Regions from separate parts of the Homo sapiens genome. Here region 1 is linked to region 2. The links are chromatin contacts, found by Hi-C in ENCODE. All regions are on one chromosome and are shown on one strand. Each heading gives the region's core, a stretch centred on a gene start or an enhancer-like site at or near the end of the contact. The rest is flanking DNA. Distances are from core to core; before and after follow the strand shown.

Region 1 (4,761 bases), core at 2,035-4,534, 1.1 Mb after region 2:
AAGTGTGCAGCCTTATTTCTGGGCTCTCTCTATTCTGTCCCCTTTGTCTGTGTGTCTGTTTCAGTGCCAGTACCCTGCTGTTTCGGTTACTGTAGCCCTGTAATATAGTTTGAAGTAGAGTCATATTATGCCCCCTCCTTTTTTGTTTTTGCTTAAGATTGCCTTTGCTATTTGGGCTCTTTTTTGGGTCCATGTGAATTTTAAAATAGTTTTTCTAGTTCTGTGAAGAATGTCATTGGTAGTTTGATAGGAACAGCGTTGAACCTGTAAATTGCTTTGGCAATGTGGCTGTTTTAATGATAGTGATTCTTCCTATCCATGAGCACGGAATGTTTTTCCATTTGTATGTGTCATCTCTGATTTCTTTGAGCAGTGTTTTGTAATTCTCATTGTGGAGATATTTTACCTCTCTGGTTAGCTGAATTGTTAAGTATTTTATTCTTTTTGTGGCAATTGTGAATGGGATTGTGTTCCTGATTTGTCTCTCGGGTTGGCTGTTGTTGGTGTATAGGAATGTTAGTGATTTTTGCACATCAATTTTGTATCCTGAAACTTCGCTGAAGTTGTTTATCAGTTCAAGGAGCTTTTGGGCCAAGACTGTGAAAACTTTTTAGATACAGAATCATGTTGTCTGCACACAGGGATGGTTTGACTTCCTCTCTTCCTGTTTCAATGATCTTTATTTCTTTCGCTTGCCTGATTGCTCTGGCCAGGACTTGCAATACTATGTTGAACAGGAATGGTGAGAAAGGGCATCCTTGTCTTTTGCTAGTTTTCAAGGGGAATACTTCCAGCTTTTGCCTGGTTAGTATGATGTTGGCTGTGGGTTTCTCCTAGATGGCTCTTATTATTTTGAGGTATATTCCTTCAATAACTAGTTTATTAAAAGTTTTTAACATGAAAGGATGTTGAATTTTACTGAAAGCCTTTTCTGCATCTATTGAGGTAATCATGTGGTTTTTATCTTTAGTTTGGTTTATGTGATGAATCACATTTATTGATTTGTGTGTGTTGAACCAGCCTTGCATCCCAGGATAAAGCCTACATCATTGTGGTGGATTAGCTTTTTGATGTGCTGCTGGATTCGGTTTACAAGTATTTTGTTGAGGATTTTTGCCTCTGTGTTCATCAAGGATGTTGGCCTGAAGTTTTCTCTTTTTTATTGTCTCTCTGACAGGTTTTGGTATCAGGATGATGCTGGAATCATAGAATGATTTGGGGAGGAGTCCCTCCTTATCAATTTTTTTGCAATAGTTTCAGTAGGAATGGTACTATCTCTTCGTATATCTGGTAGAATTTGGCTGTGAATCCTTCCGGTCCTGGGCATTTTTCGGTTGGTAGGCTGTTCATTACTGAATCAATTTTGGAACTTGCTATTGGTCTGTTCAGGGCTTCAGTTTCTTCTTGGTTCAGTCTTGGAAGGGTGTATGTGTCCAGGAATTTATCCATTTATTCTAGATTTTGTGGTTTGTGTGCATGGAGGCGTTGAGAGTAGTCTCTGATGGTTGTTTGTATTACTATGTGGTCAGTGGTAACATTCTCTTTGTCGTTTCTAATTGTGTTTATTTGGGTCTTCTCTCTTTTATCCCTTTAATAGTCTAGCTAGCAGTCTAGTCTATCAATTATATTAATATTTAAAAAAAAACAGCTCTTGGATTCCTTGATCTTTTGGATGGCTTTTTGTGTCTCGGTCTCCTTCAGTTCTGCTCTGATTTTGGTTATTTCTTGTCTTCTGCTAGATTTGGGGTTGGTTTGCTCTTGCTTCTCCAGTTCTTTTAGTTGTGATGTTAGGTTGTTAATTTGAGATCTTTCTAACTTGCCGATGGGGACATTTATTGAAAAATATGGAATGCTTCATGAATTTGTGTGTCATCCTTGCACAGGGATCATGCTAGTCTTCTCTGTATCATTCCAATTTTAGTATATATGCTGCTGAAGTGAGCATGGTATGGATTTTTCAAAGTGTATAATGAGTCACTATTAATTTTTATATTGAAGACAATATCATTATCATGCTCAAGATCATTTGTAGGGCTTTTATCCAGAGATGTGATGAAACAATGCTCCAAACTCTAGGACTCCTTATGCAGTGATAGGAGAAAAACAATGACCAAACACTTATGAAACATAGGTAGTTAGATTTCTTTGAATAAAATTACCATTTTTTAAATGTGAAACATGTCTTTAAGACTCCTGCATGTTAAGGTCAGCAGTGATTAATTTAGAAACTGTGAATGTTAATTGAAGGCACAGTTTCTTCTGGAACCTTTTAAACGTTTGACTCATGCTGGTTAATTAGAAGGGCAAAAATCACTCCATTGTGTAAATATAGGGAGAGCTTCTTTTCCCCACTAATGTGAATACATATTTGTTGGGTTGTATGAAAGGAGAGGAAGTAATTAGCCAGGTGAAATGGGTAAGGTGACAATGACTTTGAGATTTCAAATTATTTCCAATCTTAGGTTTTACTGAGCTGTGCCAGTATACCTGGTCCTAATCCAATAGAGAGTTAAAAACCAATGTTCTAATGCTTTAATAAGGTTGGAATTATACACCATGGTTTTGTATCCGTAGATAGGTAGCCAAAGCATTCTAAGATTTCCTCCTGCCATAATTTTTAATCTAACTAGTAAATTATATAATCTACAAAAGACTGCAATGGCCAAGTCTTGGAAGTATCAGTTACTCAGATGAAGCCATTTCTTTGTATTTATTGTTGGTTTGACCAAACCTAAAATTGAAGAATTTTTCGGAATTGTCCTTGCTTCTCTTTCAGATAGCCTTTATAAAATGGAAGACATTTATAGAGCATCTAAGATTTGGGATAAAGTTTTCACACCTTCTCCAAATCTTTCTCATGAGGTAGGTGCAACCTAAATAATCAAAGGGAAATAATATCAGGTTGAGAAATGTATAACATTAAATTATTACAGTGTTTGTGTATAAAGTGAGATACACTCACATAAGAGTTGTTACGCTTACATGGCAGACCCCTGGGGCCCTTCCTAGGAAAATTCACGGCAAATCACGGTAGTTCAGTATCCCTCCTCATCACTACCATCCTAAAGAGGTAAAATCTATTAAAATCAGCACTGAGGGCAATAGTGGCAGAGAGAAGGCTGAAAGAGATCATGGCTGTAATGCTATGGTAGTGGAGATCAGGGTGTGGTTATGAATTGATGAATTGTGTCTTCTTGCATCAGTGCTTTCTTCGTTCCTCTTTTCTCTTCTGTACACTCCCATCCTGAGTCACTGGAAGTCTTTGAATGCCTGGTTTCCGGAGGAGAAAATCATCTCATAGTGTCTCGATTTGTCATAACTAGACATAATGACTAAGAACCAATTTCAGTTTTCTAGCTTTTGTTTTTTGTTTGTTTTAATTCACAGTTATGTAGATATAGCCATTGAGTAGAAGTTATAGAGTCAACCCACTTCTATTTTGGATGTGTTTCCTCCTGATAAGTTGAGCATGAAATCTAAATCTCATGAATTTTGAGTAAGTTATTTTGAAGTCTATATACTGTTTAGAGTTTTGACCAAAATAGTTTGTTACAGTATGCTTTGTTTTACTTATTTAAGAGACTATATGGCCAAAATATAAATATACCTAAAACTATAATTTCTAAGTGCACCCATTAGGAAAAAAAGCATTTATCAAATATTTTCACATATATTTTAAAATCTCACTTGATACTAGAATAAAATTCCATGTATTTTATTCCCTCAATATGTCATTAAAGCAGAACATGCTGTGAGGAGGAAATAAAAAGAGTTAAGCACGTTTTCATTGTGGAGTTCCACTCTCTATGTATAGAACTCTATATGACGGTCATGGAAATTAAAATGAATTTGATGTTAGCAGTAATTAATTTGCTTATTCTAATAATATAATGAATTAACAGATTTTTGTTCTTATATCAAGTGGGAAATGATTTTATCGTTATGTAAATATAACAAAATGTAAAAATTTTAAGGAAGGACTGCATTTAATAATGATTTAGATAAAACAAGGGGGGTTTTTATTTGGTTTTGGGGGTAAAGATTTTTTTGTTTTGGGGTGTTTTTTGGTTTTTTTTTAGCATTTTAGGTTTGGGGGTACATGTGAAGGTTTGTTACATAGGAAAACTCATGTCATGGGGGTTTGTTATACAAATTATTTTATCACCCAGGGGTTAAGCCCAGTACCCGATAGTTACCTCTTCTGCTCCTCTCCCTCCTCCCTCCCTCCACTCTCAAGTAGACCCCCAGTGTCTGTTGTTTCCTTCTTTGTGTTCATAAGCTCTCATCATTTAGCTTCCACTTATAAGTGAGAACACGTAGTATTTGGTTTTCTTTTCCTGTATTAGTTTGCTGAGGATAATAGCATTCAGCTCCATCCATGTTCCTGCAAAAGACATGATCTCGTTCTTTTCTATGGCTGCACTGTTTGCTTTTTAATGTGGAAGGAAACTATTTTTTTGCCTGTCGAGTTCTGTTACATAGGTTCACAGGCTAAACACATCACCATCACAGTGAGTTGTGTACAAGCTGTGAGTAAAGGAAGGCACCAAATCTCTGTTCAATGTTCCTATTCCTCCCATGAGTTAGAGATGGAGGCATAAGAGTAGTCCTTGAGTAACGGAGAGGTTATGCTCCTCCGTTACTCCATCTAGGAGACCTTATGCTCTGAGAACCATACCACATTCATGTCTAGCCATCTATATATCTAGATTTTTAATGAATCATCTATGTGAGCAATAAGATAGAGGGCTGTAGTAAAGG
Region 2 (4,509 bases), core at 947-3,446:
GGCCTCGGCCTCCCAAAGTGCTGAAATTATAGACGTGAGCCACCACACCTGGCCTTTCCGTTCTTTTTTAAACACAAATTTGCCACGTGTTGCATCCCGCCTTTTTTTTCTCCTTAAAGGAAACAGTAAATTAATTATGAACAGTTTTTGATATTACTAAAAATTATTTGAAAATATGGCCTTAATGGCTCCATAATAGTCTTTACTAACAAAAGTCTTTGTATCTTTAATTATAGATAAGCCTACATGTGACAGAGAAATGTAGTAAACAACTAAAATGTTAAGTTTTGCTGGTAAAGGGAAAGCTTTGAAGTAGATTTGTTTCCTATGGAAAATATATGTAATGTAAGTAAACACTTAACTGGCTGACATATTTAAAATACTTTCCCAGGCAAGTAAAACCAGTGGGACTTGGAAATACTGATTTTAAAATTTAAGACTGGTTTTGTTAAAAATCTCAAAGTAGGCTGGGCACCGTGGCTCACGCCTGTAATCTCAGCACTTTGGGAGGCCAAGGCAGGCGGATCATGAGGTCAGGAGTTCCAGACCAGCCTGGCCAATATAGTGAAACCCCGTCTCTACTAAAAATACAAAAAATAGCCGGGTGTGGTGGTGCGCGCCTGTAGTCCCAGCTACCTGGGAGGCTGAGGCAGAAGAATCGCTTGAACCCGGGCGGCGGAGGTTGCAGTGAGCCGAGATCGCGCGACCGCACTCCAGCCTGGGTGCCTGGGTGACAGAGCAAGACTTCATCTCAAATAAAAAAAAAAAAAAAGTCCCAAAGTGGTTAACTGAAAGTACTTACTTTCAGCAAGTAAGAACTGTAAATGTTTAAGAGGACAAAACAGTTTTTCTCATTTATCACTCCCAACCAACCCATCCTAAGTCATAACAACATTCCATTTAACTCTAGGGATTCAGAATTTGAAGCATTACTTTTTTCACTGAATACTGGCATGGAACATGCTGTAACTGAACCATAAAAACCAACTACACACCTACAGAATGTCAAATGATCTGCAGGAAAAGCAGGTTACTGAATAGCAAGCAAGAGACAGCCTTTATCTATAGCCACTGTTCACTTTTGGTTAATTTTAACATCCAGATGTAGCAGGCTACAACTTTCACAGTATCTACTTCGTCTGACGTGTCATTCCTGAAAGTGGCCATTAGCTTTGTACACTGGACAGAAATGCAAATAATCAAAAACCAAATTGGCAGGACACAAATTTGCCACGAGGTTTATCATCAACCCAAATGCATACTTCTAACCTTTTCCCCCATTTCCCTCAAAAGTACACTCTGTAATAGGTTCTTCATGTCTGAGAAACATAAGGAATATCCATTAACTACACAGGCTTTGGGGAAGGTGGCTTTCAGTAATAATCTTTGTAAGATGCAAACAAAAAGGAAGAAAGAAAAATGAAATGTTTGACCTCCCGAGCACTGTGTTTAGCAACTTTTCTGTTTAATCAAACTTTTTGTGAATCATTATTCAACCTATCAATGTCTTCCTTCGCTGAAATAGTACCTGAAAAAGACAGGATGTGCTGAAGGCACTTTGAGATGTTTCAGGAACTGTTTCAGTTTGCCCAACATCCTCGATGCAAACTCGGGACTAGGGCCACCCACTTTCCCTCAGCTGCGGCTTTTGGGGTAACCACTACCTCTTCTAAAATCTGATCAGTGGAAACCATACCTTTCTTCACAGCTAGAACTCCCCTTTATTCCCCTCCCCGCCCTCCTAGGTGAGAACCAGGCCCGCCCAGGGCCCGGAGGCAGCCCAGGGGGTGCCGCCCAAGCCCAGATTCCGGGGGTGTAACCGGGGTACACGTGTCTCCGGAATCTCCCCTCCCACCCTTTGGCGGGACACCACCTACTCTTCGCTTTGCTTAGGTGCAGGGAGTGGTCGGCGACCGATACCCGGGATGCCTCTCCCGGGTACACTTGTCCACCCGCGTAGAAGTGGCACTCCTCTTCGCGAGTCCGGGGCCTCTCCTCTGTCTCCCAGCCCTGCACAGCTCCAGCCGGCAGCAGGAACAGCAGTAGCGGCAGCAGAAGCAGCCTTCGGTGGCGGCCGTGGTCCGGAGTTGTCGCGGCTAGCAGCGGCAGCGCCTCCATGACCACGCGAGCGCAGAAACACGTCCCTTGGCGCGAGCGCCGCTTCTGCCGCCGCCGGGCAGCTACAACCGCGTGCACGACGCCCGCGCGAACCGGGGCGCGGCCTCGCGAGACCAGCTCCTCCCCCTACCCCCCCTATCTGCTCCCCGCCCCGCCACGTGGGCGCCGGCCGCACCTCCCCCATCCCAAGCCTGCATTTGCGCCTGCGTCCCGCGGCTGACCAGGACCGGGAGCGTTGCCCAACTCTGTGAAGGCAGCGACAAGGTCTCCTGACCTCCGCGCTGTTTTAGACATCTTTCCACGTCCATCTCTTCCACAAAGCCTCACCACTGCACACAAGCCCCTCACAAGCGGAATCTAACCTATATGCTTGTGAATGGCTTGCATTTTATACTTCTAATAAGCTTTTTAAAAAGTCACTTAACGTTTTTAAAAATTATATTTACTTGACAAATCATAATTGTATACATTCGTGGGATGCAATGTGATTTTTTGAAATATGTATCCAATGTGGGATGATTACATCACATTAACTTATCCATCGCCTTGTTTACCTATGACTTTTATGGTGAGACATTTCAAATTTACTCTTATTCATTTTGAAATATACATTATTATTGACTGTATTTACCCTGCTGCTTACCAGAGGTTGGGAAGTAGGGAAGGCGAGGCGAGAGGGAAGGAATGGGGAGTTAGTTGTTGGTCAGAGGTTACCAAGTTCCAGATAGACAGGAATAAGTTTCAAGATCTAATAGACATTTACTAATTTTTTTTCTTGAAGTGATTTGTGTGAACGGGGCCATGATCTGCACTACTTGCAGCTCTTTTAAGTCCTGGAAAAACTTAGGGAGGGTAGGTCTAACCATTTACTTTCCTCCAGCATGCAAGGGCGTACAGGCAGTTTTTAGTGACCTAATCTATTGTTTCAAAGACAGCTTTTTTTTTTTTTAATTTAAATGAAGACTTGAAAAGTTACCAGAAAACTCTCCCAGCAGTGTTGTTCCTTTTTCTGACAATTACCCCATCACCCAACCCCTGGCCTTTTCCCTGCCCTCCCCACCCATCTCCCCGCCGTGGGCACCGCCCCGCTTGCCGCTGCAACCTGCCGTGTGCGTCTGCGCACTGGGGGCAGGCCCAGGCCACCGAGCGTCCACCAACTGGACTAAGACCACCTTGTGTCGTCACTTGTGACCGATCTTCTGCACTCCCACCCTCAGCACTGTTTTAGACCCTGTTCATCCTTCTGGGCCCATCTTGTACACAAAACTTCGCAGGTGACTGGCCTCGCGCCCTCAGCACTGTTGTAGGCCTTCTCATCCTTCACACCTATTTCTTCCACAAAGCTTCGCCCATGGCTGTCTTCCCACCATTGAAGTGCCAACGACCCTCGCCGCCAGCACTTGTTAGACATCCTTCCACGCCCATCTCTCCCAAAAAGCCTCCTCATCCCACGCCACCCCCGCCCCTCAAAGGGAAACTGACCTTTCTGCCTCTGAATAGCTCGCGTTTTATCCCTCTAACAGACATTTCTTATTCTTTTCCTTGCAGTGATCTTTGTGAACAGCCATGACTCCTCTCTCAAGTCGGAGCCCTTTTCAGGTCCCCAGAAAACTTGGAGAAGAAAAGTCTAACCTGAAAAGCCATATCCCTAGACCATTTCTTCTCTTCCAGCTGGAAAGGAACTATGGGGCAAACAGGCAATGTTGCAACTTAACCCTGTGTTAGGTTGTTTTTTTTTTTTTTTTTTTTTTTAGACAGAGTCTCGCTCTGTCGCACAGGCTGGAGTGCAGTGGCAATCTCGGCTCACTGCAACCTCCACCTCCCAGGTTCAAGTAATTCTCCTGCCTCGGCCTGCCGAGTAGCTGGGATTACAGGTGCGCGCCACCATGCCCAGCTAATTGTGATCCGCCCACCTTGGCCTCCCAAAGTGCTGGGATTACAGGCATGAGCCTGTATGATCCCAGGGTGCCCTCTGTCCTCCTGCAAGTGCTTGTTATCTTTCTTTTTAAATTAAAAAAAATTTTTTGTGGCTACATAGTAGGTATATGTATATATATATGTATATGTATATATATATATTTATGGGGTATATGGGATATTTTGATTCAGGCACACAGTGTGTAACAATCACATCATGGCAAATGGGTTATCCATCACCTCAAGCATTTATCATTTGTGTTACAAACAATCCAATTATACTCTTTTAGTTATTTTAGGGTATACAATTAAATTGTTATTGACTATAGTCACCCTGTTGTGCTATCAAATACTAGGTCTTATTCATTCTATATTTCTGTACCCACTAACCATCCCCACTTTCCTCCCCAGCCCCCCACTACCCTTCCCAGCCTCTAGTAACCATTCTTCTACTCTCTATCTCTATGAGTTCAA

What was found. A loop is a pair of places that touch in the nucleus more often than their neighbours do. Pooled maps may share reads with other maps.
Region 1: a pooled map shows a loop between it and region 2 (6-fold over the local background). The contact joins the enhancer-like site here to the promoter of PRDX4 in region 2. A Hi-C loop is called at or near these places in 3 of 37 single-sample maps with no recorded cell type and 2 of 50 pooled maps.

The regions. Positions count from the first base shown.
Region 1 is chrX:22,525,019-22,529,779 of GRCh38, reverse strand. All of the region lies in intron 4 of PTCHD1-AS (PTCHD1 and PHEX antisense RNA), which reads left to right. It also overlaps the pseudogene RNU6-266P. Among named protein-coding and RNA genes, the nearest start is that of CBLL2, 250 kb to the right of the region's middle. RefSeq lists enhancers at 3,324-3,453, 2,382-3,581. Within about 2 kb of position 3,284, at least 3 of the 41 ENCODE cell types and tissues checked have a DNase peak (open chromatin) inside an H3K27ac peak, as active enhancers do.
Region 2 is chrX:23,665,180-23,669,688 of GRCh38, reverse strand. PRDX4 (peroxiredoxin 4) reads right to left here and starts at 2,196. Exons shown (of 7, transcript NM_006406.2): 1 at 1,878-2,196. The coding sequence starts at 2,118. RefSeq lists silencers at 1,734-1,863, 2,214-2,393 and an enhancer at 2,143-2,437.